Linked DNA regions of Mus musculus: region 1 is linked to region 2. The links are chromatin loops, found by intact Hi-C in ENCODE. Cell type or tissue: gastrocnemius. All regions are shown on one strand. Links, peaks and the distances in the headings refer to the core of each region. The heading gives the core; the rest is flanking DNA. Region 1 overlaps Neb (nebulin). Region 2 overlaps Cacnb4 (calcium channel, voltage-dependent, beta 4 subunit).

Region 1 (15,881 bases), core at 3,300-11,299, 270 kb after region 2:
CAACGACAAGGACATCGGACTATGGCCAATCAGAAACTGCCACACCAGCGCTGGCACAGCCACAACCAGCAAAGCCGGTGGAGCGGAAGAAGGTCATCCGAAAGAAGGTGGACTCGTCCAAGTTCATGACCCCCTACATTCAACACAGTCAGAAAATGCAGGATCTTTTCAGCTCAGTAAGTTAAGCACCACCTCCTATGCAGTTGTATGACTGAGAAGTTACTGATCAGTTTTGTAGAAATGTGCCTTTTATGGGTGACTCTGGATTGTTGAGTAGCTCACCCAAGCCACTGCAACATCAGGATGAACCCTTGTTGTTACCACAAGATGACACAGGAGTTAACTATAAAACACGTGTTGCATAGCCAATCCAGAGCAACAGAAACACGAATATTTTATTTCTTTACTTATTTACTGGAAGTCTGTTCATAGAAGCTGAGTTGTACAGATAAACTGAGTACAAGAGCCTTGTAGGGTATCCAATGGCATGGATGATTATAAAATGGTTTTCAAGAAGGACTTGTGATTCAGAAAACCAAGATGAGACTGAACTCATTTGAAAGTGAGGATCAGAGCATTTAAGGGTAACCCAGGACCATGAGGTTTCTGCAGAGCTGCACAACCAGTTTGCCTACAAGATTTAAAACTACTGGTGCTCAGAGCATTCCTGCTTAATGTCTGAGGCTCAATCTGGTACAAAAGGAGTCTTCAAAGCTGCCAGGTGTCCTCACATGTACCCTGGAATGAGGATGATTGAAGAGTCAATGTTCTCTGCTTCTTACAGTCCCACCACAGTCCTGTAATGGGCAGTGCCTGCCAGGACAGAGATACACCTATTTCAGTAGATCTGATTTGTTGATTTCCATGTCAGGCTAAGATCTCTCTAGGGAGCTTGATTCTATGTGGTCTAGATGCTTGGAGAGATGTGCTGTTCAGGGGGACATCATGTTATGTGGGACCAAAACCAAGACCTAAAGTTTCCATGTGTGACTGGCCTCTAAAGATTCGATTTTGGTTGTATTAATTCCTGGAGATTATGAAGTAAATTTCTAATTTGGATCTTTGAAGGATTCTAAACAAGACCTTCTTGCTTCCTTCTCTCTACAGTGTTCAATAAAGACAAAATTATCTCATTAATTTATTGCCATATAATCTCACTAATTTGGACTTTAGGAACCTGGAATTTCTGATATTCTGAGTGGAGTGCTGGCACCCCCCCACACACACACACCCACACCACAGACTGCCAGTGGCTGATGTCTAAATAGTCAGTGTAATTTAAATTGTTGACTATTCAAGAATATTCTTTGAGGGCCTTGATAGTTATAAACGATGCATATTATTACTAAAGCAAGGATTCACTGAATAGCTAGCAGAAATAATAACTTTGCATATCATTATAAAATAGTCCATAATTTGGGCTTCCCATTAATTCAGCTGGCACCATGGCTTTGTAACCACTGCGGTTCAGCTGCAGCTTCTAAAGTCTGTCTGCGTTGTATCAGCAATTAAGTCTTTTCAGGCCCAAGTCATTTTCTTGAATAATCTATATTCAGGCTTTTGTATATGTGTGCAACCTAAAAAAAAAAATCAAGAGAATTATTTTCGAGCATATCCAAGACAATTGTCTGTAACAACACTCCAGGATCCTATCCTGTTTTGGAGGAACAATTTACAAATCTATTTTAGTTTTTGCTGAGAGGGTATGGGACAGAATGAAAGCTGTTGCAACTGATAATTGTTATTCCTTAAAGGATTTTTTTAAAAAATCAGATGAGGATGTGTGTGCTGCCTGAACTTTCTGCTGCTGTCTGGTCCCGTTCCAGGCTAATATCTAGTATTCTTTTCAGAATAAATACAAAGAGAACTATGAGAAAGCAAAGGGACAGCCATACGCCATCACAAGTGATACTCCAGAACTTCGCAGAATCAAGAAAGTCCAGGATCAACTCAGTGAGGTGGGCTTCATTCCTCAAGTAAAGGAGGTTCTCTGTGGATCTTCCTAGCTAAAATTCAGGCTTCTTTGCTTTGTGATGCAAGCATACAGTCTTTGGCTTATAAGAGCCTTAGATGTATGTCCATGCTGGTTGTGAAGTTCAGTCATGTGTTGTTTCTGCAGGTTAAGTATCGAATGGATGGAGATGTTGCTAAAACTATCTGTCATGTGGATGAAAAAGCAAAAGACATTGAACATGCTAAGAAAGTGTCGCAGCAAGTCAGCAAGGTAAGGTCATGTTGATGAGTGGCCCTGGGATAGTCAACAGCATGCGTAGGGTCCATTTCTGTGTGGATTGAGTGCCATAATCCTGCTCACAGATTATGTGAGCGGGATGTTTACATGGAATAGCAGGCTTCACAGAGGACTGAAGTGGCCTGTAGCTTGCTGGGGATGGATTGAAGATTTCTTGACTTGCCTGAAAAGGCATTTGCTACTCTGTTGGGGGAGGGGGCAGGATGCTGCAAAAGTACAGTCCTGATATCTTGTCTATTTGTTTGTTTATTTATTTATTTACTGCAAGATAAAAGCCAAGATCTTATTTGCTGTTTAAACTTTGAAATAGATTTGTAAGTTATCAGTTGTTGCCATTGAAAATCAGAAATTTTCTTTCTCTTTTTCATTATTCTTTTGTGAGTATTCCTTTTTCATTAATTAATTAATTTTAAAAATTATTCTCTCATATATTACATCCTGACTACAATCTCCTCTCTCTCCACTTCTCCCAATCCCCAGCCCAGATCCACTCCTCCATTTCCCTTTAAAACAAAATCAGGCCATCTTGTTTGTTTTTAAAGGGGTTTAGAAAGCAAAAGTTTTATGAGAAATTTCCAAGCTCAAATGTGGGCAGCTAATTAAAGGGTTCTAGACTATCATGTAAGTCAAAAGAAAGCTGTATTAATTAGCTTATCACAATCTTTGAAAGAAATTGAAAATCAGAATCAGAAGGTGTTGTTGTTGTTGTTGTTGTTTAGCAAAAATTTACTGATGCTGAGAAGGAATACTAGGATGTTAGCATGGTCAACACTTTCCTAGTTGTGTGCAGCCAACTTCACTGCTCTGTCAAGCCATCGTTGTCCATCTGTTCTCTCTCTAGGTTTTATACAAGCAGAACTGGGAAGACACCAAGGATAAGTACCTGCTTCCCCCTGATGCCCCTGAACTTGTCCAAGCCGTCAAGAACACAGCCATGTTCAGTAAGGTGAGGAGGGCTAGCTCTGTCTAATGTCCCATTGCACACTTCAAGCCATAGCTGCTGAACTTTTGACAACTTGGAGCACAGCTTCTCTGTGTTTCTGCAAGTAGCCTCAGGGCTTGTGTGGGACTATGGCTTGACCAGGAGGACCCTCAGACCCTGTTGAGGATCATGCTTGGGCAGGGTGGCTGAAAGTCCCTGGAGAACCTGAACAACGTGTGGGTGGGAACATAACATGGAGAGAATCAAGACGCACCAGGGAACTGATTAGGGAGTTGACCAAGCAGTGGTTGGTTTGTTTCTTTGTTTGTTTAGATTGTCAGTTTTTCTTTGGATATCCCTGGCTGTCACCCTAATTAGCAGTTTGTTTTATGATAGAACTTCCCTGTTCCTTAGGCAGGAGGCAGGTAAAGTCATAGATAGTAGACAGCATCTAAAAGTACGACTTTTTAGAGGTAGGACAAGCTACTAACAAAAATAAATAACGTGGACCAATGGAGGAGGGAGGTTGTCTGTGACTTTTCCTGACCTCGGCTCTCACCTTGCTCTTGGTGCCTCATGTCATCGATGCAGTTCAAATGGTATATTTCATGTATTGCTTGTTTTCTCACCACTTCTTGCTCTTCTCTGATTAGAAACTGTACACTGAAGACTGGGAAGCAGACAAGGCATTGTTTTATCCCTATAATGACAGTCCGGAGCTGAGAAGGGTAGCCCAGGCCCAGAAAGCACTGAGTGATGTAAGTGAAATACACTGGGTACCATCTGAATGTGGGGTCGGGAAAGCCTGGGCCACGTCTTTCAGTCCTTAGGAAAGATCCAAAGTCATTATTACAGAGGACTATATCTACAGTCAAAATATATTATGTGTATTTATCTCAGCAATAATTTATACTTTATATTAGATATAATTTAACCCAACCCCTTCTTCCTTCATGTGAGGAACCTAAGCTCATACCAGTAGTGGCAGAGTCTAGACTTAGACCCCAAGACTAATAATGTTCTTCCCACCAAACCATATATCATTTTCTCCCTTGGCTCGGCCAAAGCTATTCTGTGGTGATTGAGGAGTGGCATTTTTTAAAAACAGCCATTGGAGTCACATCCCTCCCTTTGAAAATGTACTAAGGGAACATGGTCACTTCAGAGCATTTATCTCTGTCCTACCATCCGCCATCGCCTGAATGGGATGTTTCTCTCTACTGCCTGGGGATGCTTGAAACCTGCTTGCACAGTTTATCCCACTGAGAGAGAGAGCCTGGAAATGCTTTGTGTAGGGGCTATTTTCAGAGTTAGTAAAAAAAAAAAAAATCAGCAGGCCACTTGCCAGGATTTTATGTCCTAGGTCTTGAAAACAGTGTACTAGAGGAACTTTAAAAGACCTTAAAATCTTCAGCCCTGGAACCAACCATGGCAGAGTCCCATACCCTTGTTTTGAGGTTTTTGCTTTGTTTTGTTTTCCTTCTTGGGTTTACTGGAAGTCTTCTAGACTTACAAAAGATCCAGGCTTTGGCAGAGAACTATCTTATGAAATGGCCTGTTACCTGGTATTCAGTTGTCATCCAGAGGAACTCAATGTAGACTTAACAAAGCAGTGAGACTTACACAAGATTTACTTCCAGTTAATGCTAGGATCCCGGATGAATCAACATCGCCATTTTATGATGTCTTTAACTCCGAGGTCTAATGTTTGCTGCCTTTCTTTGCTTTGACCTGCAAATTTTAATGGATTTGTTTTGACCCAACTTTTGATTAAAATTCAACTCATATCAATGTATACTTCCATAGGGCAGGTTAGGAAAGAGATCAAAATGGAACTTTGAAGCCACCTAACACACTGTACCCATTTTAAAATATATGCACTTCCTGCTTCTCTTTTAGGATAAAAATTTTGGGTTTGTATCTCACAAATTCACAATTTTGTGATGAGGTCATATTCTGGCTGATGAAAAACTTATAATGGTATCTATGGTTTTTAATTCAAGTGAGTGAATGGATTGTATAGCAAAAAAAAAAAAAAAAAAAAAAAAAAAAAAAAAAAAAAAAGAAAGGTAAATGAACAAATAGCCAATAGCAAGTGGATAGCAGAACATCAACTTGGGTGCTTACAACACAGAGCAGGAATGACTGGGGAAACCTGAAGCAATTATGCTGGGTTCCCAATGGAGAGTGACAGGCAGAACGTCTTCTCTCTGAATGAGCTCCTGGCTCCCTGTCCCCACTGCAGGCATTTCATACCGTGCCGTAGGTAACAGTAACAGTGGTTGGAAATGGATTACCGTCTGCCTGTTCAGAAGGAAGCTGTTTGATGTCCTGTTTTCTTGTCACAGTGTCAAGGGCTAGCCTGTCCCTGGACAAGGAATCTCAGAGGACATGAGATAAATGCTCTTAAGTCCAAGCCAAGCCTTGTTCATAATACAGGTCCTTATCAAGTAATAAATAGCTATGTATTGAAAGTTTATTGTATATGAATTTATAGCAGAACAAGAAAGTTCATCCTTTTCCTTTAAAATATCATACTGGCAGGATAAAAGTATTATATGTCAAATAAAAATAAAAAGACCAGAAATGTCTGCTCGTTGCTATGAGAAAGGTCACACAGAAGAAATGATGGAAATCTGGGTGATGATGAAGAAAGACATTTCAGGCTCAGGAACCACTTAATCAACGGGAAAGGGCCACATGAGTCTCGGATGTTAGAGAACGATAAAAGTGGGTGCCTCATTTGTAGGGTTCTTATTAAATTGCTAGAGCAGGACCTTAGGAATCAAACTGGTGTACAAGTCTGGGCAATAAGTCAACATGAGGTGCAAGTGACGACAAGAGGCCAATGAAAGAAGAGTCTGAAGAAACTCGTGATAGACCAAAAGAAAACTCAAACTTGTGACTATTCATAGAACTCTAATTTGGCAGTGCAGATGTAGCAAAGGGAAAGAAAGGAACCATAAGATAATAAATATTAAGTGTTAATGACAGTAGATATTGGAGACAAAGGAGAGAACGAAGCCATGGGAAAGTTATTACCACATAACACATGTACTTAGACATATGTATTATGGAGAAAGAAACAGACATAAAACGACAGGGAAAGTGTTTGGATCGAGGCATTCTATGGATAAAGTAGATGTTGAGGCTATGAAATCCTCATAGACATGAGATCAGGATAAGAACTTAATGTTTAAAAGTCATCAGGGTAAATGTGATAGCTGAAGACAAGAACCTTAGGAGGGAAGCAGCAAAATAAGTCAAGGACAGAGTCCTGGAGAACACTCAACTGCAGGACACCTAGAAAGGAGCCAGCACAAGACGAGGGGACAGAGAGGCTGAAGGGGAGTCTGAAAATGCCATGTCATGTAGGCACAGGGAGAGTTGTCCAAGAAGACCCGGTCTGCACACCTCTCTTTTCCACAAAACAATGACTAAGAAATGTTTCCATACCACTTAAAGTTGGCTGTGCCTTTGAGATATCGCAAAAATGAAAACAAAAAAGAACTTACAAGAATGAACTAAAAATGTCCACTCTGACTCTGCAGTTAGGAGACAGCTTTATTTTTATTGCTGACCAAGTATGCACCAAGTATCATATTACTAGTATGGCTATTAATACTATTGTTAGCAACATGAGCTTTACAGTCTCTAGCTCAGAGCTGTTGTCTACAGAACATATTCCCATGTGGGCACGTAGCCTTCAAGCCGGGGCCTTATATTAGTCACTCTTGTTCTCTCTCTACCTTATTTATGCATCTTATTAAATACTACTTACCATGTTTGGATTAAGAATGTCTTTAAACTGATCTGGAGCACAGAATTCTAACCAGCCAGAACTCTGAGCATTGTTTCTGAAAAAAAGAGATTTGGTGATCTGATTTCTCAGGAACTTTTTTTTTTAAAGATTTATTTATTATATGTAAGTACACTGTAGCTGTCTTAGGACACCCCAGAAGAGGGCATCAGATTTCTTACGGATGGTTGTGAGCCACCATGTGGTTGCTGGGATTTGAACTCGGTGAACTTGGGATCTTCGGAAGTGTTCTTAATCACTGAGCCATCTCACCAGCCCTCTGAGGAACTTTTTGACGAGTTGTCACACTTGATAAGCATCTCTCCTGTTTGAATGCTACTCTCCCTAAGGACTTAGAAGTCATGGAAAATTCCACTTTCCCTTTACCTAAAATAAAGTTTTTATGTACTTAAATTAAGCAGGGGGATGTATACCTATCATCTACTTTTTTTTTTTTAAAGATAAGTCTTTTATATCTCAGTTAACTGTACTAAGTTAATACTATTTATTTATTTATTTTAGATATTTTTCTTAACTTACATTTCAAATGTTATCCCCTTTCCTGGTTTCCCCTCTGAAACCTCCTATCCCCTCCCGCTCCCCCTTCTCACTAACCCACCCATTCCTGCCTTCCTGGCATTCCCCTATACTGGAGCACAGAACCTTCACAGGACCAAGGGCCTCTCACCCCCATTGATGACCAGCAAGGCCATCCTCTGCTGCATATGCAGCCATGAGTCCCACCATGTGTTTTCTATGGTTGGTGGTTTAGTCCCAGAGAGCTCTGGGGATGCTGGTTAGTTCATATTGTTCCTCCTATGGGACTGCAAACCCCTTCAGCTCCCTGGGTTCTTTCTCAAGCTCCTTCACTGGGGACCCTGTTCTCCATCCAATAGATGGCTGTGAGCATCCACTTCTGTATTTGTCAGGCACTGGCAAAGCCTCTCAGGAGACAGCTATATCAGGCTCCTGTAAGTTGATACTATTAAGAGACATTTAGACCAGGTATAAGATAATTGTGGTCTTGGAATGAGCCAGTTTATTTTCTAACATAAATAAGAATATTGTCATGTTGAAGTGAAGGTATTGTGTGATAGAAGAGTGGGAAGATGACTTCCAGTCCAGTTTCTGCTGGAGTCAGTCCCTGACCACTCCCACTAGTTAGAAGATTCAGGAAGGCAGGCAGAGAGGAGAGATGAGATGAAGGGAGTCTGTGATTTATATGTACCAGACTTCTTTGTTTTGTTTTGCTTTTTTTTTAAAGACAATAGAAGCTTTAACAGGCTGAAAGGAAGGAGGTAGTAAGGAGTGAGAGGCAGAAGCTGTGAGACATAGCAGGGACAGTTGATGGAGGAGCCATGTACAAATGGCAGGAGAGGGGATGGTAGAAAGCTCAGGAGGCCCCTGAGGACTGCTTCTTAGAGCCCAAGCAGAAGGTCAGAGGTAAACTGTAAGTCCAAAGCCCCTCCTTTCTCCACAAGAGAGACCACTGGAGTAGAACAGAGTTCAAGACCTGCTTCTGGGAGCCTGGACACATCATGGGATACTCAAGTTTCACTGAAGACAAAGTGGCAGCTGGACATCATAAAGTCATAGAGTGGTAGACATAGAGCCCCAGGCAAGTTCCAGTTCACAGAACCAAAAATTGGGTAGACGACCTATAGAGTTCACGTTAGGTGCTTGAAGTCTTACTCCCATACACCTTGTTTCTATGCCCTTCTTAACCCCACTTACAATGTTAGCATCATCCCATCGGTTAGTGTGTGTGATTCTCCCCTGTACCACTCAGCATCCTGGGTCAGAGAATAGAATGATATGTAATTAAGTTATCTAGAAGTGGGCGTGGCTAAGTAGGTATGAAGAAAAGACAAGATTGAGAGTGGAGGATGTTAGCGAAAAGAAAACTTGCCATTGCCAAGGATGCTATGAAGACAGATGCAAAGAAACAGGCCAAGGACCAAGAATCCTTGAGAAGAGAGAAGACTCAAACAGAAATGAGTGAGAGTCCTGAGAGGCAGGGCGTGTAAACCAGGGGACAGTCGAGGCTCAGTAGTGCACAATAATTAAATGTGAGAGACAAAACATTGGCGTTGTTAAAAGGGCCAAGGAGCAAGTGCAGTATGAAAAATGAGGGCTGATTTTCCAGATGCATATGAGCATTCTTGCCTTTTACTTTTTGTCAGATTGCCTACAAAAAAGGACTCACTGAGCAGCAAACTCAGTTCACGTCCCTGCCTGATCCTCCTGAGGTCGAATTTGCCAAGAAAGTAACCAACCAAGTGAGCAAGGTAAGCATAGAGCAGTGGGTGGGCCCTGTCTCTCTTGGCAACCTACTGATGGTGAACTGAAAGAAGAAACAGAAGCACCAGGGGTATGATTGCATATGCCCTGCCTCCCTCCCCCCCCCCCCAAAAAAAAACCCTTTACACCAAAAACAGCACATGTGCTGATCACATAAATGGCTTCAGTGGTTAGTGAACTTGGTGACTCAGTGATTTTTAAATGTCACAGTCACCTCTTGATAAGGCAGCTTATTGGCTTATAGCCACTTGACATTTTCCGAGAAAGATACCCAGGTCACTGACTGACTAAGCTACACCCTCTGTGGAGGCTGCGGTTTAACTTGGGGGATGGGGAGACACCCTGGCAGTCTTATGTACACTCAGTCAGATGTGGACAGACTGCATGAGTGAGCTCTCAGACAAGGCTCAATGGCCAGTGGTGGGGCCAGCACTTTAAGAGCTTTGAAACCCTAGCAAGCTGCTGCTTTTGCCTATATTTAGCCAGATAAAGTAACACAGAAGGATGCAGCTGTGGCAAGGAATGCAGGGAGACAAGTGTTCGGCTGGTACATAGGCCGAGCTAAGTCCTGTTGTGATGAGGTCCCATCGGGCCACTCTCTCTGAGACACAGCTGCTTTTATCTTCCCTTCTTTTCCTCTGAAAGTCGAGACTCAGTTTCATCTTCTGCTTCAATTTTGACTGAACTTCAGGATTCATTTTTTCTCTTTCTTCTTCTTTTTCTTTTTCTTTTTTTCTTTTTCTCTTTCTCCTCCTCCTCCTCCTCCTCCTCCTCCTCCTCCTCCTTCTCCTCTTCTTCTTCTTCTTCTTCTTCTTCTTCTTCTTCTTCTTCTTCTTCTTCTTCTTCTTCTTCTCTCTCTCTCTCTCTCTCTCTCTCTCTCTCTCTCTCTCTCTCTCTCTCTTTCTCTTTTAGCTAGAGGTGGGCTATTGAAAGAAAAGATAGAAATGATATAATCTCTCCCACAGTGTTTTTAGCTTCTCCTTTTGAAGAGTATTTAATGTAAAACCCAGGGGCTGTGTATGTATAGTAAAATTAGTGAGGACACTAGCAACCTTCCCCTAGGGCTGAGCAGAAAGAGGTTAAATGAAGGACTTTGCATATTGACATGGCTTCTGGGTGTGTCCATAGCAGAGAAAAAGATAGAACAAAAAGATTGTTTGGGAGAAGTTGTATTCCAAGTGGTCATTTCAAAATAATCCATTTTTAATTTGTATGTAAAGACTATCTCAATTCGAGTAGAATTCTTTTTTATCTAATTTGAGCATGCAGAGTGGACATTTGGAAGTGACTTTTAACTTGCTTTCAAACTTTCCCATAGCCACTCTCCATCAATTTAGATCCACCAATGAAAAACAAGTTGTGCAATTCTGTAAGGCAGCCCTTAGACAAAGCTGACAACTGAGCTCTTAAAACATGACTAGAAAAAAAAAACCCTGAGAATATTAGGGGATTTAGACTCCTACAATAAATTATAGGCAGAGTATCTTAAACAGCAGGCTCTAGCTTCTCAAAGTCTCAGAAAAGTGAAAGTCAAAATGAAATGCCATCACATTATAAGCTAAGAATTCCATTTATGAATTGGAAGAGGGCACATACCTGAGTCTGTTCCCCTAACACCGAGTCTTTCTTTCACACAGGAAGCATAGCCTGGATCTTAAATGCTTACCATGAAGTAAAAACAAATGTAAAATAGCCCGTCTCTGTTTATACCAACTATGTGCTAGAATGGTAGTGCATTGGATCTATTAGGTTAAGTAAAGTATATTAAAGTTCTCTTCCCGCCTGTTCTTTTGCATCTTAAGAGATATGGCTTCTGGACTAGCTTCGTGTCAGGTCTGTCTGGACTGCACACTGTTTGGAGAGGGTGACACAGTATTAAGTACTTGGTAAGAGTTGCACACCTAACTTTGACCTTGTAGAATAATCTGAGCTGAGTGGCTGAAGATGAAGGTCGCTGGGTTTGGCCACAGAGACATAATTTATCCAAGTCTTATCCAGATTCCTAGAGTCTGTTGTGCATCAAAAATACCAGTCTCTTTAGTGAGAAATATTGTACATGGTAGTCATCCAGCAACATGGCATCCAAGCAGAGGCCCAGGCTGCCAAGGGTGACTTCTTTTTGATGCTTTCCCTCATCTTCCCCACGGTCAGGCTTTTTGGATTCCCCACCTCAGCATCTTTGTAGCATCTTTTTCTCCAAAATAGATTTAAAATGTCTCTCTTTCAGACACTTAAAACTCTTGATGCTTCCTTGCCAAGCTATGCCTTCCGTGCCTACTGTCCTTTTTACAGCTTCCTGTTCAGCTGGTAATGATCATACTCTGGCAACGGTTGCACTGATATTACATCCTCTCCATTGGCTCTTCTTACTCTCCTTTTCACAGTATATTCATTTCCTTTTATCTTTGCTAAAACCAGGAGCTTTATGCCAGCACCCTTCTCAGTCTTGGGTATGCTGTGTAGGTGTGACTTAGGTGAATAACGCAGGATCCTGACTTGTTCCTACAACAGATATTCCAGGTGAGAGAACAGGCTCACCAGGACCTGCTGAACGTGGATTCTGCATACACCATTGGGAAGTGCCTTTAGTTTCTCTGTGCTTGCCTCTTTGCTTCCCTCCGGTAGTTTCTCTGTGGAACCTGGAAAGCTTTTGTAAAAAGTATGTCTTGCAGCGGCACATTGTTAAGTAACACGGAGCCCTGATCTTCTGAAATATTCTATTGCATTGAACTAGGGAGATGCCTATGGATCTCACCATAAGGCATTTTATTGAGTCTGGAAAGTAACTCTGGACCAACTACGGTCAATAATGTAACCCAGTGAGGATGCCCTACATGCTCTGAACAATAACTTCTCTGCTAATGGAGATGACTGGTAGCTCAGTGCTAAGCTACTTAGAAGAGAAGTGATTAACTCCTTTCAGTTTCTTTCCATTTGGTAACCATATAAAAACTACCGGTGCCTATCTGGAAAGTGGAAAATGAAGCCATGAGTTTAAGCAAAACACCAGGAAGCCTAATTTTGAAGCCCAGTGCCATTAGCTGTCTAGTGGTAAGGAGAGCCTATGGTTTAAGGAAACAACCACTGTGCCTACTGGCATCTGGTCACCTCCCCCTACAAAGTTGATATTCAGAGCTTGGATCTGACCTGGTATCCTTTCCTCTATTTAACAAGTTTCAGGGAAACTTCAGTCCGATCTTTCTTCTAGGCTGTCATTGATCAACTACAAGAGAGTGGGAGGGAAGATTAAGGAGAAAGTCTCAGGGTTAGACAGAAAGTTCGATGCTGGGCTTCCGATATGGGGGAGACTGCCCACGAGGACACTGCCTGCCTTTTCCTTTCGCCTTCTGGTCAGAGACCTGTCCCTTTGACCTCCTTCCTTCCTGCACATAAAGGGGAATGAGGAGGGTACCCTCCTCAGCAATTAGCAAGCTACAGCCACCCCTTCTCCCATGCAGGGGGACCCCTTACTGACATAAGAGGACTTGGGTATAGACTGTGAGTGATCAGTCCCCAGCCAGACCCATGGCAGGAGGAAATAGCAAGCTTTTATTCCTGGAAGGTGAGAAGAGAGGAAGGACCTTGGAGGAGATGTCGGGGTGGTTTTGTGCTCTGCTCTTTATCTTGTTTAACTACTTCCTCAAAAGCCACAAGTCTATCTCTGTTGTGAGAATTACACTCCTACTCAGTTCTCTGCTGCAAAGCTACACACCCAGCACCCGTTTCTCTGTAACAGCCCAGGGCTGGCCAGGAATAGTATCTGCTGCTTCTCAGTGTTTCAGTGTTGTCACAAAGACCTCTGTATATCAGCTTTTTGATGCCTCAGGTCTCATCTCTTTGCCTAAAGTCCTGAACTGCCCGGCATTCTCCCAACCCCCACCCCACCCCCCGCACAGATCATCAGAAAGACTTAAAGACTGAACCCTGAAATGGGGGAGCATCAAAAACTTCTGAAATGGTTTTTTGTTCTTTGCTTTTTATGTTTGACTACTTTTTATTGTTTTCCTTATTTAGTTTGGTTTTGGCTTTTTGAGACAGAGTCTTACCATAGAACCCAGGCTAATTTTGAATTCATGATTCCCTTGCCTCAAGACTTCTAAAGCACTTTTTTTTTTTTTTTTTTTTTTTGTAACAGATATCTGCCACCATGTTCAAATCAGACTTTTGGAAGCGTTAGTGTTTATGGGTATTTTATTCATCTATCTGATTCTTAAGAAACCTGTTTCCCAAAAGATTAGAAGTACTTCTACGGGCAGCCTTGGCAAGTCCCCAAATCTATTAATTCACTTTCGTTTTGTATTGGGGATTTACTTCAACAGAGGAGGTGTCTTAGTTAGGGTTTCTATTGCCGTGAAGGGACACCGTGACCATGGCAACTCTCAATAAGAAAAACATTTTATTGGGCCTGCTTTCAGCTTCAGAAGTTTAGTCCATTATCATCACGGCAGGAAGCGTGGTGGGGAACAAGCAGGTAGACACCATGCTGGAAAGATAGCTGAGAGCTCCACATCTGGATTGGTAGGCTGTAGGGAGAGACAGACAGCATCTGAAACCTCAAAGCCCACCACCAGTGGCACACTTCCTCCAACAAGGCCACTCCTACTCTAACAAAGCCTCACCTCCTGATAGTGCCACTCCCTCTGAGCCTATGGGGTTGTTTTCATTCAAACCATCATAGGAGGGTAGCTGAATTAGTTAGCAGTCTACTGTAGAGTTTGTTGTTCTGTTTTTGTCTGTTGAGGTAGGTTCTTTCCATGTAACCCAGGATGGCTTGATCTCAAGATTCTACTGTGTCTGCAGATCTGAGTCTTAGACAAATTCAGTTTCTCTCTCTGTGTGTCTGCCTCTCTATCTGTCTCTCTTGTCTAATATACAGTTTTCTCCATTTCCTTATGAGTTGTCATTATTATAATTACTGTACCATACATTTGCTTAGTGCTGTAGATACACAAAGCATCTTTATCATATGATCTTGCTTTATCTTTCTAGCAATGTTCTGTGTAAAATACAGCAGCAGCCCTTGGGATTGAGAAAGTTGAAGTGCTGAATCATTAAGTCAAAACTTTAATAATGACTGTGTCCAGTCATGGGCACTAAAAATCCAGAGATCTAAAATGAACAGCTATAAAAGCTGTTCACGGATAATTAGCATATTGACCATTGCAAAAACAGGAAATAGGGCATTTGGGAGAAATCTGCACTTCCTTTTACGCTGGTTCTGTACATCAGAGCTTGAGTTAGCAGTATAATGGCGAAGGACTTTCTAGTTCCATGAAGGGTGTGGTCGAGGTATAGGTGCATGCAAGCCACCTGACACTGTCTTTGGCATAGCCATGTTAGTCAAGGAGAGTCATTCTAACCCTGCTCTAGCTTTGCCTCATAGTCCCAGATCTGGGGTTGTGTAGGTTAATTCTGTTCCAAGAACACATGGGCCATGATAATTCATAGCAATGTATCTTAGATCAGTGGTGAGGTAACTTCTGCACAGCACTATTTGACTTAGAGTCTAAGTCCCCAAAGTTAACAAAGATAACTAAGAAAGATAGTCTTCTTATCTCTCTCCTTGTTCCCCTTAAGTCAACTTTCTTGCTGGGTCAGTAGACCAGAGTGCAAGATAACTTGAAGATATTCATTGAGGACCTAATACGAACCTCGTCAAGATATTTAATCGTGTACTACAGTCAATTCCTGTTTGTCAACTCTTGATTTCTGTTTTTATTTCATTTTTTAACTCCTCCAGCAAAAATATAAAGAAGACTATGAGAAGAAAGTCAAAGGAAAATGGAGTGAGACACCATGCTTTGAAATTGCAACAGCCAGAATGAATGCTGACAATCTCAGCTCAGTAAGCCGGGATCCGGGGCCAGATGTCCTGGGAGGATAGCTCTTTCTCTAACAGCTTTCAGCTGCTTGCAACATCTCAAGGAATTCTAGAATTCTAGACACTATCTTGACCAAATCACATGGTTTCTACCTTAATTTTCATAGAAACAACCTGGTGAGATCCTCTTATTAATTGCAAAGTATAGTTAGCGTGAATCAAAGTGATTTTGTGGTTTATTCTTTGCCCACTGAAGAAAATTGTAAATTTATAACATCGATTGATTTAGTTTCACTGGAAAACAGAACTCTCGTTCTTTTTCATTCACCTGCTCTGGATTTCCAGTCCTCTTTCCCAGTGAGCCTTTCCAGTTGTTCTCTCAGCCTGTTCTTATTGTCCAGACCACTGTTAAGCTGATAATCATTTTGGCAATGCCCCTGCATTCTCTGATTGAAACCTGACTGGCCTAAACCAAGGGGGAGGGGACGTGCAGACTTGAGGGGTTCTGCCCAGTATACACGGTCATAGAAGTCTGTCTCCACAGCTGTTCTCTAATATCTTTTCTGTCTTACAGAGGAAGTATCAGGAAGACTTTGAGAACATGAAAGACCAGATCTACTTCATGCAGACCGAAACACCTGAGTATAAAATGAATAAACAGGCTGGAGTCGCTGCTAGCAAGGTATTGATCTTCACGCCCTTAGTGGGGAGAACTCATAACTCTTACCTTTGCATATACTGAAAAGGCAGTGGAGTAGATTCTTAGGGAAATTACAAAGCTGAGGCC
Region 2 (15,881 bases), core at 4,698-12,697:
GTCGAAACATTGAACTTATTCGTGATATGTGTGTGGCCGTGTACACTTGGTAGAGACAGCCTATGGGTAATTTCATTCCGTGTGTGTAGTGTGCCTGGATTTTCATAATTATGCACCATTTGAAGTGACTCTTTTCACTTTAGAATTAGGATGTGGAATTTCCACTTGTGACGACCTGTTGGTATCTTAGGCTTTCCATTGCCATGATAAAATACCATGGCCAAGAGCAACTTGGGAAGCGCTTAGTTCAGGTTACACCCCCATGCCACAGCCCATCCTCAAAAGTTAGGGCAGGGATGAATACAAAGGCCACGGAGGGAGGAGTGCTGCTTACTGGCTTAGCCTGCTTTCTTCCACCATCCTGGACCATCTGCACAGGGTTGATATGACACCCCACCCCTGAGAGATAGGCATCAATCACCAATCAAGAAAATGTACCCACAGCCTTGCCCACTGGTCTATCTGGTGTGGATATTCTCAGTTGGAATTCCTTCTTCCAAAATGACTCTAGCCTGTGTCAAGTTGACATGAAAACTAGCCAGCACAGTTGACATTCAGGGAGTTTTGGGTACTAGAGTATTTTTACATCTGAATTTGTAGATTAAGGCCACTTGACCTGTATTTACATATCCGTGGGATGCTCAGGGAAATAGGAAATCCCAGTGGCTCAAAGTGCAGACTCTGGAGATTGGCTGTCTACCTTATAATCTCAGTTCTGATGCTTGCTACTAAATGGTGTAGGATAACATATGGACGCTCTTTGTCCCCAGTTTCCCTGTATGTAAAATGGAGATAATAAAAATATCTACCTCATGGGGTAGCTTAGCCACTAAAGGACATAAAATTTAGAGCAATAATCATACAGTGAATGGAATGTTAGCTATTACAGCGGTTGTGCTTTTGTGGGCTGCCTACGGCATCATTTTTGTGGTTTAGTTAGTCCAAAGCAAAGTTATTGCCTAGTATATAAAAACATCTCTCTAGTCACCTTTGTGCCTGAGCATGCATGAATGAACACACACATCATGAATGACTTGTCATGACCTGGCTTGACTGCACAGCTACAGATCCCCATCATGGTGACAGTCGCGCCTACCTCTTGAAAGCAAAATGTCTACATCTGAAGACACATCACTGCTATAAGTCTTAATATTTTATAGCAATCTTAATGTCAAATTGTGAGACATGCAGGAGGCTTCAATCCAGAGGAGTGGCTTTAAGCTGAGATAGGGAGAAGGGTGTACCAGGTTATGCATTCTTTACAAGAGTTTTACTGGTTTCTATGGCAACTTGAATTCAAAATAGGGTCCTAGAAGCCCCTTTGGGGGGTAGGGAAAGGATGCAGGCTTCATTCCTTCTGTAGAGATAGAATATATAGTTTGTGCAAAACATTTTTTGGATGGGATTTTTGTGAGTTATCCTACCATGGCTGGCTGTGTCTGGCTTGTAGTTTGGCCCCTCCCCCTTCTTCCTGTATCTCTCAATGAGAGTTGCAAGCTGCCCTACAGTGCTCACTTGGCTATGAATAGCTAGTGTTTGCCTTGTTGCTCATAACAGATGCACTGACTAATAGTATAGTAATTAGTAAGAAAAGAGAGCAACTGTACACAGTTCCCAGGTTAGCAAGTCAACCTATTTCTAGTAGCAACTTTCTACTTTTGAGTAGATAGTTTTTGAAGGAAAAAAAAAAAAAAAAAGCACTTCCAAATTGAATCCCATGAGTGAAAGGGAAAGACTTCTGAGGATGCTGATTGAAGTAAGAACAACACTTTCCTGCCATTGGTGGACACCCTGAGGAGGATTTGGGATGGCAAGGTTTATTCTGTACCTTTCTTCCTGCCCACTGTAGAACTGATCAGCTCTTCCCCATCACCTTCACTCTGGGACCTGGATGGCAGAACAACACTGGTGTGCAACTTTGCCGATTCCGTGGTCTTGGAGAAGAACACAGTAAATGCATATGTTGGCTGGTCTCCACGCACTTTTACCCATGGTTCACACGCCATGTCTGAGCCATAGTGTCCAGACATGTGGTGAGAAGTCTGCAGCAGGGACACCAGAGCTGAGACAGGAAGGATGGGTGGGGCGTGTTTTGGAGATGGTAGTGGTGGGGAGTAATGATAGAAGCAGAGAATTTAGAGATGGAAGAAATGGTCCATTCAGCCGTAGGGCCTTCCTAGACTCCCTGTGTCCAGCCAGTGGAGTGTGAACACTAACTGTCACTGGCAGGGGTGTGGCTCCAGGGTAAAGATGTGCTCACATAAGCCCTTGGTTTGATCCCTGGGAACATAGGAAAACCCAGTCACATGTGTTAGTTCAAGTCTAGCCTTCTTTTCATCTTAGAATTGGAGAATTGAGGTCTCATGGATATGACAAATGGGTTCTTTGTGTTAACATAACAGCATATTCTGTACCTTAAAATTCACATTTTCCTCTTGTTTCTATCCTCTTGCTTAACATTATTTTGGATAATTAAATTACGCATGCAAATTCCTCATCACAGTAGAACTCAATGGCTACAAGAACAATTTCGTAATTAGTTCTCTGAGCCATTAAAGCCCTGGAAGATGAAAATGGTCTAGAAGATTGTTTCCCCATGGTAGTTTTCTTATATTGATTTGAAACTGTGACTCCTTTGCATTGCACTAAAACTATCCGTATGAAGGAAGCTGCAGAAGAGGTTTGCCCTGGACCAAGGGTATTTCCAAGGCATGGTGTACTGTTCAGTGGCATGTTTGAGCTGGACGTGAGCACATTTTTGAAGCCCGTTCACTGTCTCCTGGTTGTCGATTTGTCTAAGGCCAGTGAGACGCAACCAGAAGGTAGAGGTGGTTACACGTAACAGGTCATTACAGAAGAAAAGCCAGGGTACCAGAGAAGCCTTATCGTGAATCAGTCCTCAGAGGCTCTGGAAAGCCTCCTGGGACAGATGGAGTCTTATATGCATGAACATCAGTTACACTGAAGTGGAAGGAACAGAGTACATGTGTGGGGTATGTGCCTCAGGGTTAACATGACCCTTGGGGCTAGTATGCTCTGGGGACCTTCTGGAAGTGCTCTGGCTATTCCCCATCCCTCTTTTATGAAGGTGTCCTACATTTCCAACACACAAGAGTAATTGCTACCAGTCCATGCCACCTGGAGTTGTCTTGCAATAGCAGTGACAAAGCACCCCTGTGGACCGTGGAGTACAGGGCAGGCACATGACGACATGAACATGTTCATGGACCCTTTGCTTTGTGTGATACCAGCATAGGAGAAAACGTGCCTGCTGCCTTAGATGAATCCACTGTTCTGTGACTATACAGCAGGGTGTGGTCAGTGCTTAGCATATCCCAGCATCCCAAAGGGAGCTGTGGATGTTTTCCCCATCACTTGAAAGGCCTGAATTATTTAAGCAGGAAGCTTATCTTCAAAAGAGATGTGGGAATTAAGTGAAAGAGATCCTTGATTGTGGAGACAGGGAAGCCTCCCACAATCGGGACAAGCTGGGAAATCTGTAGATGGTGATATCGGTTAGAAGCACAGCACAAGCTCATCCCACAGCGTATTAAGGAGACTGGGCCCCGTGTAGAGATCAGGCTCTCATGAGTGAAGCATTGTGAGTCTTACAGTCCTGCCTTGGGAAGGGTGTCTTGAAGAGGTTCCGGGAAGTCGTCTTTGTGCTGGGGAAAAGGACTCACATTGGTGAAGTTTTAGTGATCGATTTTTGCCCCTTCCTGGCCTTTTCTTGGGAGTTTCTCTCCTGCGTAACCCCCTAGAAGTTCCATTCTGGCAGCTGCTGAGGAAATATGGGCTTAGTGATATATCCCAGCCACACAGTCTTTGCTATGCGCTGTTCTCTTTCATTATCAATTCTGTATATACCTACTTTTTAAAAAGATAATTTAATTTATTTTAAATTATGTGTATATATGTGTGTCTATGTGTGGGTATGTGTCCAAGAGTATAGGTACCCGAAGAGGCCAGAAGAGGGAATTGGATCCCTGGAGCTGGAGTTATAGGCAGTTGTGAACTGCTCAGAGTGGGTGCTGGGAACTGAAGCTAGGTCCTCTGGAAAAGCAGGAAGGGCTGTTAACCACTGAGCTATCTCTCCAGTTCCATCTTTTCGTATTTATTTATTTATTTATTTATTTATCTCTTTATTTAGTGTGTGAGCCATCTCTCCAGTTCCATCTTTTCATATTGATTGATTGATTGATTGTGTATGTGTACGTGTGTGTGTGTGTGTGTGTGTGTATGTGTCTGTGTGTGTGTCTGTACCACCTCAGCATGCATGTGCCTCCTGTCTACGACTGTCCACTCTGTGCACCCCTGACTGCCATCATTCACAGTGCTGGGCTATAGTCAACCTTTCAGAGATCCCCAGGGAAGGAGAGTGCTCTTGTGTTCAGAATCTAGCTCTGGATTTGCTAGCTGGGTGACCATATGCCATTTGTTCTCTGCGTCTCAGGTTTATCCACCTCCACCCAAGTCATTGGTGATGTGAACACTGAAGGTATCCCAGGGTTCACACTAAAATCAGCATGGGCCATGGCGTCTGTTTTTGGCGTGTTTGCCACGCCCTTGTTCACGTTCTTCTACTGTACCAATTGAGGATGCTATCTCATCGTCACTTTCGGTAGCTCTATTACTTCTGCCCCACTGAATCTGAAATGAACTTAAGTCCTAAAAATCTTCCCATGTTCTGGATTGTTAAGCCCGCCAGTTGTATCCTGTTAAACGTGAGTAACAAGTATCTCAATGGGAGAATAGCATCTACCTCACAGGCTTGACCTGCTGTGTGGCTTGCCATGGCACGTGTAACATAAATGGCATACTGTCTAAAATATGGTAAAAAAGAAGACATGCTAGCCATAATCTTTATCATCGCTACTTGTTTAACACAGCTTAAGTTAATGGTTCCAGATGTAACGCAGTCAGTGAAGATTATTAGCGAATCTAACAGAGAAAGGGAACTCTACTTAAAGCTAATGAGCTCATGGTAAGTTAGTGGCTGAGTGCAATAGGTGATCAGGAAAACGTAAATGTTTGGACACTGTTCATTGATTGTTCCTGTTTTCTCGTAGTTTAGATTTATTTTTATTATTTCAAGTTATATATGTGTATGTGGAGGGGCTATGTGCACATGTGTGAGTACAGGTGCCTTCGGAGGCCAGAGGCATTGAGTCATCCCAGAGCTGGAGCAACAGGTGGCCGTGAGCCATCCGGCGTGGGCACAGGGACCGGAACCCTGCAAGGGCAGTGCACACACTTAACTGCTTAGTCATTGCTCCAGCCCCTCAACCCTTTAACGCTTGCTATAATTTAAAATTTGAATTGCAATATATCTATATCTATATCTATTTATATATATTTCAACCCTAGATAAAAAGATAAGACATCACTTGGTTATTTCTTAAAGTGTGCTGTACTCTCTAGCATTCAATCAGTTAAATATTTAATTTACTTACTTATTTCTGACACAGAGTCTTGTTTATGTAGCTCAGTCTGGCCTTGAACTCAAGACCTTCTTGCTTCTGTCTACCAGTGCTCATATTTGCATGTGTCCTTTTTCTTGATGGTTTTGAGCAGGTGGCTCTCACAACAGGAGAAGGAAAAAGACCAGGACAATTAGGTATCAGATGTCTGCAGAGGGAGACTGGGCTGACTGCAGACTGAAGGTATCCAGACGCTGACTGTATTTTCCTGTGTTGTCTTGAAAACCTCGGTCCACAGCTGCACAAGCATAGCATAGAGCAGGCCATTGCTCGAGCACAGATGTTGCTGTGTGCTTATGTGCAGGCGAGGATCCTCCCTACACCGGATCAACTTTAATTTTAGAGTAGTTGTAGATGTACAGATGGCCCTGTAGTCATCACCAAGGGTTTCTGGGCCTATCCTGGGGGGGAAGGGGTATATTCCTGCCCTATTATCATCTGACTGTAGTCTGGCACATTTGTTATAGTTAATGGACTGGTAATATTGACTTTGCTTCATTTAGATTTCCTTAGCTTTAGCCTGGTCCCCCTGACTCCCCACCCCCTTTTGTCTTAAGGTCACACCCAGGATGCCACATGATATGTAGTTGTCACATCTGCTAGGCTACTTTGGGATGTGACAGTTTTCTCTGGCCTATTTTCCACCCGCTTTGAGCTAATTTTTAAGAGGTGTCCTTTCTCGACTCAGGGAAGTGCAGGATGGTGATATTCATAGGGACATTCAACTCCCTCGTGAATCTTTCCATCAACAAATACTTACAGTACTTAGAGATGAAGTAGCTGAACCTAACAAAGGAGCCACAGTACATTGCCTTCCTTGTCTCATGCCAAGCCACTTTGCCCTTCACAGTGTTTGAAGATTCCCCCGGGGATCTTGTTAAAATGCAGACTTGTTTGGAACTTTCACAGCGGGGGTCAGGGTTTTGTGTTTTTAACAAGCTCCCAGGTGCAGCCATGCCACCCCTCCTCACCCTTAGGATGCAGACCCCACACTTAGGCAGAGCTCCACACCGGCTAGTGAGAGCCTGGGGAAGGATGGAGGATGGAGTGGTAGGTAAACTGCATGTCTGCCAGCAAGATGTTTGCAACTTAGAGAACAAAACGGGAGAAATAACCTAGACACAGAAGACTCAGTCTTGTGGGATTCGGTACATACGAGGTATTAAATGCAGAGACAGAAAGTAAAGTGGGATCACAGCTGTCTCGGGGAGGAGGGAATGGGGAGTTGGTGTTAGATGTGTACAGACTCAGTTTGTACAATGAGAAGATTTTGGAGGTGGATGGCAATGAAAGTTGCACAAAAAAAAAAAAAAAAAAAAAAAAAGCATGTCGTTAATACCACCGAACGGCACATTTAAAAAATTGTCAAAGTAGCAATATTTCTGGTGTGTGTATTCTACCACAATTGAAAACACTCTTTAAAAAGACACTGTGAGGGCTGGAGAAGTTAAGAGCACTGGCTGCTCTTCCAGAGGTCTCAGGTTCAACTCCCAGCACCCACATGGCAGCTTACAACTCTAACTCCAGTTGCAGGGGATCTGATGGTGCTTAACACAGACACAAAACAGTGCCCATAAACCAAAAATAAAAAATTGCTTAAAAGACTAGGTGTTAGAGTTGTCAGGAGAAAGATGAATGATGTCAGTAGAAGTTCAGACATGGAACTTGGGTAATGTGACAGGCACAACGTGCTTATAGACTCATTTCTAACAATGCTTTGAGGCAGCCACTTGTCATCTTGCTGTCCAGATGACAGGATCAAGAAGGGTCACAGAATGGGTTTGGAGGGCTGTTTTAGTCAGTGAAGTACTTGCTATTAATTCATCAGGACCTGAGTTAGATCTTCAGACCCAAAATGGAAAAGCCAGGCGTGGTGGCATGTCGCTGTAACCCCTGTGTGAGGGAGGTAGAGGCAGACAGAACCCTGAGGCTCCTTGGCCAGTCAGCCTAGTGTGAAGAGCTCTGGGCTAAATAAGAGACTCTGTTTCAAAAACCAAGTTGTCCAGCTCCTAGACACCACACCAAGACTGATCTCTGGTCCTTACATGCATTCTTTAGGGTCTCAACAGTGTCTTCCATGGTCGATAGTCAACATACATGGGAACAGTTTAAAGCAAGATGACGGGGCCCATGGGACTGTTGTGAATTGAGGAGAGCATGTCCCATTCAACCAAAATTCCAGGGACTTAGGCCACTGATAGGCTTGGGTAATATTGAAAGTTGGGAGGTCCTCAGATCCCTGATGATGTGCGTGCGGCCTGCGTCATGGGCATGCAAGACCATAAGACACATGGTGCATGTCTTCCTGGCTGTGTCAGTAGAGTAGGAATGAGTGCAGTTTCACCAAGTGCCGTAACTATGATGTTTGTAATACAGCAAGGATGGGTGGAGTAACTCCTGAGGGTAGGCAGTGTCCTGAGCACTCTGCTGTGGCCTCTAATGACCCATTCACTCATGGTTGTTATCTCTGTCGGCCACAGGGCAGAGCGGGCCAGGATGAGCACAGCAGAAACCCAGGGTGAACTGGTTGCACTTGTACTACTGTTAATTAACTCCAGCTTTCTGAAAGCTGCTGCTTTTGTTTCTTCATGGCACTGTACTACAAGAGCAATTTAAACAGGAACCGCTAGATGTCGCCACCCAGTGTTTCTTAAATGTGGCAGAAGCAAGGGACAGGGCAATTCTCCCTCTACCTTGAAGACAATGGAGCAAAAGCTCGATCATTTATGACTTCCTGTTGGAAAGTGTCACCCTGAGCAGCTACCACAGTGGACTATCTCCTTTCCACCCTTTGCCTTAGCTGACTGTTTGCTTGTGGGTTTTTTTTTTCTTTTTCTTTTTAATTTTACAAAAGGCAATGGGAACTGTCATTTCATACGTCAGCTTCTTCCCACACCAACTACAGGAGCTGCTGTAGGCAGGAGGGGAGGACAGAATTGACCACAGGGGCTTTGGTGGAGGTGGGGGTGGGGGGAAGGGAAGGAGTGAGGGAGGAGGGAAGGAGAGTAGGGGTAGGAAAGGCAGCTTGCTTCCTATTTAAATGCACTTATGAATTGCACCAGTGCTATAATTAGGCCCTTACTCCCAGCACTGGCAGGAGCGCAGCAAATATATGCTCAGCAGAGGCACAGTGGACCTTGTAAATTGTGTGAGACAGCAAGGAGCACCTGGGCAGGGAGGCGAGAGGGTCCTGCGCCTCTTGGTAGCAGAGGGTGATGGAGGGACACGTGCTGTTGGCTTTTTCAGAAGACAGGAGAGGGGAGGAGAAGCTTCATGCTGCCCTGGATAGAGGAAACTCACTCGTTTAGCACTGAGTTATCCAGTGTGCGGGCTCTGCTTCAAGTGCCCACAGAAGAGAATCACATTGAGCAAATCAGTCAAGTAAGGCTTCCCTCTTTCCCAGCTCCAGGCACTTTCTCTTCTGTGAACTTGCAGAGGATTCTCTAGCTCTAAATCCCATCAATACAGTGACAGATGACTTTTTTTTTTTAACTCAGTGCATCTAAGGCAGACAGTGAAGAGAACGTTCTTTAAAACAACGATATGTAACACAGACAAAGGTAGGCAGGGAGGTGGTGGGGGACCACGGGAAAACCTTGGAGCATTCATGGGAACTCATCTCTTAGCTTTTGGGCAGGAGGTTGAAGTACACAGGGTGAATTGGGAGCTGATTGAAAGGCAGGGCTGAAAAGGCTGCGAGAACGGCTGCACAGAGCTTTGGGAGACTCTGGAAAATCAAAAGAATGGTGCAGAGCAATGCTTTCAACTCAAGGAGGAAGAGGTCAGCCACAGACCAAACGCTGTGCTTTCTAGAGCCTTGCAGAAATGGTTTGTGATCAGGTAGAAGGCAATGCTTTGCCTCGGCAATAGAAGGAATTTGAAAAAAAATAATGTATTGTTTAACTATGTGTACCTTTGCGTGGGTCTCTGTGTGCACATACACATGGAGGGCAGAAGAGGGCAGCAGATTCGCTCTAGCTGGAGATAAAGTGGGTGTAAGGTGCCCAACAGATAGTGGGGACCAAACTTGGGTCCTCTGCACAAGGAACAAGTGTTCTTAACTGATAAGCCATGGCTCTTGCTCGAAGAATGGTTTATTACATTTTATTTATTTATTTGTTTGTTTGTCTATCTATCTACCTATTTATTTATTTATTTATTTATTTGATTTACAGTGTGTATGGGGGTAGGGTACATGCATGCCACAACATGCGGGTGAAGGTCAGAAAGCAGCTTGCAGGTGTCTCTTTTCTCCTTCCACTATTTTGGTCCCTGCAGCAAGTGCCTTTACTCCCTGTGCCATCTCACTAGCCTGACAGCACACATTTTGAAAATTTGGAACAACACTATTGAAGCTTTCCTTTGTGTTATTAATCCATACAGAGACTTTGTGTTAATCCACGAAATGCAAAGACTAAGCTCTCTCAAGTGGGAACACTGCTAACATTAGTCGTAACTTCTCCTCACTGGAGGGAATCAAAATTACTTCCATCTGCGTCCCGCGTCATCGCCAACACCACCTAGAAGGGAACTGGAATTCATATTCATTCATTCACACTCAGGACATTCAGATAGGAAGACTGCTGTGAATTTGAAGCCAGACTGAACTAATAGGGAGTTTCAGGGTAGGCCGGGCTACAGAATGAGAGTGTGCATCTCTGTCTCTCATACCATATAAAAACAATAGCAACACTAATAAGACCCTACTACACATTTGAGCCATGTATTATCTTATGGGATTCCATAAACAGAGGACCCCCAAAGAGATGGGAATTTCCCCAGGAATCTCATTCTGGGAGAAAAAAAAGGGTGCCAGCCCAGAGTGGGAAGTTGTCTGCTGGGAAGAGATTTTACACAGCTTTAATAACCTTTCAGACCATCTTACAGGATGAGACAGAAGCCCAGACAATGAAGAGCTGACATTTGGCAGGACCACACCTTGACCAGGACTGCCTGAAGACACAGATTGACTTGGGGGTGGGGAGGTCACTGGATTGTTTTGTTCCTGTATGTTTGATAGACGGTAGGAAGATGAGCACCCCAAGACCCAGCACCTAGGGGTTCAATAACTTGTCCAAGGTGATAATATTCTAGTAGGATATGTTGCATATTTGACCTCATATGGATTCTAACTAAAATGAATAGATTCCATTAATAACGACTTTGTTTGGAGGAAGTACCTTCTGAGTCTTTCTGTGCAGACTCTAGGGCGTGGCACTCTGCTACCTCAGAGCTGATGTATGTGCAGACAGACAGCCCAGCAATACATCTCCTATCAGTGTCAGTGCCATATAATGTGTGTGGCACTTAAAAAATCCTTAAAATAATATATTCCTAAGTCATTGAAAGAGTACCAACATAAATGTTTAAAGCAAGCAGAAAAGGGGGTGAGGGAGAAACTCATCTTGCAACTGTTTTTTTTGTTTTGTTTTGTTTTGTTTTGTTTTGTTTTTGTTTTTCAAGACCGATTCTCTGTGTAGCCCTGGCTGTCCTGGAACTCACTCTGTAGATCAGGCTGGCCTCGAACTCAGAAATCCACCTTCCTCTGCCTCTGCCTCTGCCTCCCAAGTGCTGGAATTAAAGGCGTGTACCACTACTGCCCGGCTTAAAACAAACAAACAAACAAACAAACAAACAAACAAACAAACCAACCGTGTAGCCCAGGCTTGTCTCGTGATCCTCCTGCCTCTGCCTCCTTCAGCAAATCCTACTGGTGTGCACCACTACCTGCAGGACTGTGTTTAGGAAGGTGTGTGGTGCCAGGAGTTCCAGCGTTCATGTGCCTCCTTCAGGCCTTTCCTAAGCCACTGAAGGGTGGTCTGCAGCTTCTTCTGTGGCCTTACACTGAGTGTGTGAGTGTGTGTGTGTGTGTGTGTGTGTGTGTGTGTGTGTGTAACTTTTGGGAATCCTGAGCCCTTTCAGGTCATTCTCTGGTAGGATAACTGACAGCATTTTCTTCCCTCCCCCACCCTCCCTCCTTGCCATTTCTGTGTTTGGAATAACATCTGCTATGCAGCAAGCCACAAGGTTTACCCATTGCCATCCTTTGATCTCACTATGTATCTAGGATAGCTTTGAACTCATGGGAAACAAAGTATCCTACTGCCTCCGCCTCCTGTGGAGCTGAGACTATAGGCCTGCACCACTGCACTTGGCTAGAAACAAAATTTTTGAAGACAATTAAACATCACATGTCCCTGGTATTTTGTCATAGTTTCGCCCTCTACCCACTGCTGCCTTGCTACTTCCTGGTTCTCCATAGCCCCTGGGCTCCCTCTTGCTTGAATCACAGCCTGCTGGAAGCTCCTTCCTCCCAGAGCACTTCTTACTCCAGGATTCATGTTTTCAAAAACTAGATGGACTCTGCCTTGATTAAGGGGGCTTTTGCTCATGCCTCAGCTCCCAGCAGACAGAGGATCCCAAAGAAATGGAATTTTCCCCAGTAATCTCATACCTGGGGAAGGAAAGAATGTTAGCTCAGAGGGGCATCTTGTCTCCAGGGAAGAGATTTTACACAGCTCCAACAACTTTTCAGACCATCTTATAGGATGTGACTATAAGTCTTTGGCAGGACCACACCTTGACCAGGATTGGTTAGATGTGTGTACCCTTGGTCCCTGTTTAAACTTTGATATCACTGAAGTCCTGAAGACAAAGAAGGACTTAGGGGGTTCACTGGCTCACTTTGTCCCTTTTTCCATTGAATAAAGCTTTTTTTCTGCTTTTTTACTTTTAAGTTGGCTCTTTTTATTGGCACCTTGAGGTCAGTGGTCAGAGCTGATTTGGGGCACAGGTTGTGACGCCGCCGCCCCCCCCCCAAGTCTGCTAACACTATCTCCTTCCACCTCCCCTGTGCAAGGTTTCCCGGACCAGGCAGACTGTCCAGAGGCTGGCCACAATGGCGATGTAGGCCATGCTCTGAATGCAGCCTCCTGGGCTTGGGTCTGGATGGCTGTTAATTACTGTACCCTTTGGCAGGTCAGCCAATAATGTGTAAACTGCACGTTCTGCTGGTGCTTTCAAGGTAGGTTGTGGAGATGGTTCGGTGCTTAGAGTAATACTTGCGATTCCGTAAGCATGAGGAAGCCTTAGCTGCCTCAGTAACAGCTGCAGGTGAGAGCCTCCATGAAGAGCCACTGGCTCGGTCACTGTGGAATGGGCGGGTCTGTGCTCGTATGGCACCTGGTTGTATTTCTGTTCACCCTGTGCCTGGATCTCATGGGAGGGATTCCTACTCACCTCCACAAGTCTCTATACCAGGGCTGAGGGCCCAGACTTGAAAGTGATGCAGAGTACCTCTGCTGAGAATAGGTGGCTGTCTTAGTTAGGGTTTTACTGCTGTGAACAGACACCATGACCAAGGCAAGTCTTATAAAAAGCAACATTTAATTGGGGCTGGCTTACAGGTTCAGAGGTTCAGTCCATTATCATCAAGGTGGGAGCATGGCAGCATCCAGGCAGACATGGCGCAGGAGGAGCTGAGAGTTCTGTATCTTCATCCAAAGGCTGCTAGTGGAAGACTGACTTCCAGGCAACTAGAGTGAGGATCTTATACCCACACCCACAGTGACACACCCATTCCAACCAGGTTACACCTATTCCAACAAGGCCACTCCTTCAGATGGTGCCACTCCCTGGTCCAAGGATATACAAACCATCACAGTGGCCGAGTGGACATGGGGAGGTGGATAGGGAGATCACCAGGTGAGGTGACTAGGTCAACAGCAATACTAAGAATGATGTACACTGTAATGGTTTTAATTCTTGGGTGGCATTTACGCTTGTCGAGAGCAAACTCTGGGATGGAAGAGGCTTCCTCTATGACTCGAGCATGTTAATTTTGAGTGTTCTTCAAGATCGCTTGTCCTGGGGTGAGCTGGTCTCCTAACTGTAAGAACAAAAACAACTAAGAGTATTAACATCACTGCATCCTTGCGAACAGATAGACGGCAAGCTATTTCCAACTATAGTATATTATCCTGTAATATAAGATACCTGTGGTGGGAGTGGGAATCGGAAACTAGAGCCACAAGAAGCTCATCCACAAAGGGAAAGCTTAATCAGGAATCCCAGCTGACTGCCTCAACGTCCCTAGCTGACTTCTGGTGGATGTTTGTAAGCCCTTGCTTTGATAATGTTATCTATTGATTGCATTCTTAACCGGGCTACTCTGGTTGTCTCTGCTTGTTTTGAGCAGTTTGAAAATTTATCTTCTACTTCTCTCTGCTTACTTTAACTTGCTAGATCCTTAATAAACTCCCCCACTCAGGACTGAAAACAGGGCTATCACTGATCATCCAGATTATATAGAACAACTGAGAAGGAAATGCTTTGGTGAAAGAGAAGTAAAGAGTCTAGACACGCTGAGCTTGTGTGTTGTGAGTCTAGACATGCATCAGTAACAATGATGACTGACAACCAGGGCCATAGTGGACCACACTGATGGAGTAATATGCTCTGGTCTCTGTACCCAGCCCCCCCCCCCTGCCCCCCCCCCCCGAGACTCTGACTCACCTATTTCCACAACAGTTTAATGAAGAGGACCCCAGATGCAGACTGGTTAAATCACTTGTGTAAGGCCATTCTGCTAATTGCGGTCAGACAGTCTAGAGCCATAGCTTACACATTTCCCACTACTCTCCCTAAACTCTGTGTCTGTAGTTTCAGAGGATGGCAGGTCTGAACATACAGGCATATATGATAAGGAATAATATTGCCAGAAATACCAAATTGCCAAAGCATTGTAATGTATACCTTTGATTCTAGCGCTTGGGAGGTAGAGGCGGAAGAATTACTAACTCAAGGCAGCTTCAGCTATGTAGGGCATTTATGGTCAGCCTGGGCTACATGAGATCTTGACTCAAAACAAACAACAAACAAACCCATCCACAGGTGGTAGAATTTGACATAGGATACAGTCTCAGCTTTCAGTTCCCATGGGAGACCCTAAAGAATGTTATAGGTGTTGGCTGAAAGAGTATCCTTTTCTGGCTTTGGTGAACATCATAGTTGAAGATGCAATTATGTGACAGAAGGTGGGAAAAAGTTCCCAGTGAAGTCCACATTACATTGATACATTATTGGTTGTCGCCCTCCCTTCACCTTTCAGTCAACAAGGTTTCTTTATAATGCTTGCAAATTCCTTAACTTAGCACTCTTGACCGAGAAGGGTGAAGTGTTACTATAGAGGGTACCTAGGAAGAAACAGATGTGGGAGCAGACTCCTAGCTCGACACTCCCTGCTGAGTTTTATTTAACAAAGAATATACGAAGTAGTATAGTATAATGAAACACTTGTTATGTCCTGGAGTTTGTTAGTAATTTTCATTTAACTTTAAGAGTGGCGTAGCCTGGACTGAAACAAAACCAAGTGTGGCTGCTAATGGTTTATTTGTACTCTATAAGCCATGTTTAATTACACAAGAGCAGGTTGAACACTGTGGCTCTCAGCTCTCACTGTGCATTAGAACTACCAAGGAGCTTGGAGAAATTGCACACCTAACCCCAACCCCTTCCGTTTCAGTCCAGGGACACGAGAATAGAAGTGTGGAGAGAAGCGTGGCTGGGGATGTTTGTTGTGTTGACTAGTGCATAGTTAATATAGTTGTGCTGCCAAATCGAGAGACTGGAGTAAAGGTTTTGCTCTCATTCCACAAATTCATAGAAATGATTTTTCTCTGGAGATATAAAGTGTGGGATCCTTAGCAGAACTGGAAATAATAAAGGTGCATACACTTAAATGACAGAAAATTTTGGTGCATTGCTGGAAGACATCAGGAGATGAACTTAGGTGGCTGGAGAGATGGCTCAGCAGTTAAGAGCACTGACTGCTCTTCCAGAGGTCCTGAGTTCAATTCCCAGCAACCACATGGTGGTTCACAACCATCTTCTGTTCTGTTTGTATTCATACACATTAAATAAATACATTTAAAAAAAAAGAAGATGGACTTAGATTAGGAGAACAGATAGTCCCCACCCCTCACCCCGAAGCCCATGTGCACTGCCCAAGGTGAACACACAGCTGGGAAACCTAGAGGAGACGTTCCGAAGTAACTTTAGTTGGCCTCTGAGTGATGATCAGGGTAATTAATTAAAAGACACTCAGTTCCCACGTTGTTTCATTGGTTAAACCACTTAAGGCAGCATTTGTTCCCAAGCTAAAGCTACAAGAATAAACCTGTGATAGGCTTTGGGTCTGAGTCATTGTCATTCTCATTTAGGTGGCAGAGGGAAGCAGGTGGTACCTCTGAGGCTTGAGAACTCCCGAGTTCCTCCTACTTTGGGGAAGGGCAGGTTACCTTGCTTGCTGGATACCCAAGGGGAATCCTAGCTGTCTACTTCCTGGTCTGTGTATTTGAGAATTCCCACAGATGGGAGCTGAAGTCAGGAGAGAGACCAGGT

What was found. A loop is a pair of places that touch in the nucleus more often than their neighbours do. Peaks named below come from ENCODE experiments on the same cell type or tissue, not always from the same donor. Only the 100,000 strongest peaks of a DNase experiment are listed, where the experiment ranks them.
Region 1: it touches region 2 in a loop (3-fold over the local background); 3 of 42 quality-filtered maps call a loop at or near these places.

The regions. Positions count from the first base shown.
Region 1 is chr2:52,313,013-52,328,893 of GRCm38, reverse strand. It overlaps Neb (nebulin), which reads left to right. Exons shown (of 157, transcript NM_010889.1): 5 at 1-176; 6 at 1,851-1,958; 7 at 2,120-2,224; 8 at 3,093-3,197; 9 at 3,827-3,931; 10 at 9,156-9,260; 11 at 15,014-15,118; 12 at 15,669-15,776. It overlaps 4930573O16Rik (RIKEN cDNA 4930573O16 gene), which reads right to left. Exons shown (of 4, transcript NR_040620.1): 3 at 15,822-15,881; 4 at 13,654-13,796. Among named protein-coding and RNA genes, the nearest start is that of Neb, 18 kb to the left of the region's middle. In gastrocnemius, for the core only: no CTCF peak of the experiment used is centred there; no DNase peak of the experiment used is centred there; H3K4me3 peaks cover 6,108 bases; H3K27ac peaks cover 6,825 bases.
Region 2 is chr2:52,583,322-52,599,202 of GRCm38, reverse strand. All of the region lies in intron 2 of Cacnb4 (calcium channel, voltage-dependent, beta 4 subunit), which reads left to right. Among named protein-coding and RNA genes, the nearest start is that of Cacnb4, 85 kb to the left of the region's middle. In gastrocnemius, for the core only: CTCF peaks have their summits at 8,100 and 9,421 (motif pointing right); DNase peaks (open chromatin) are centred at 5,186, 8,102 and 8,675; H3K4me3 peaks cover 301 bases; H3K27ac peaks cover 1,420 bases.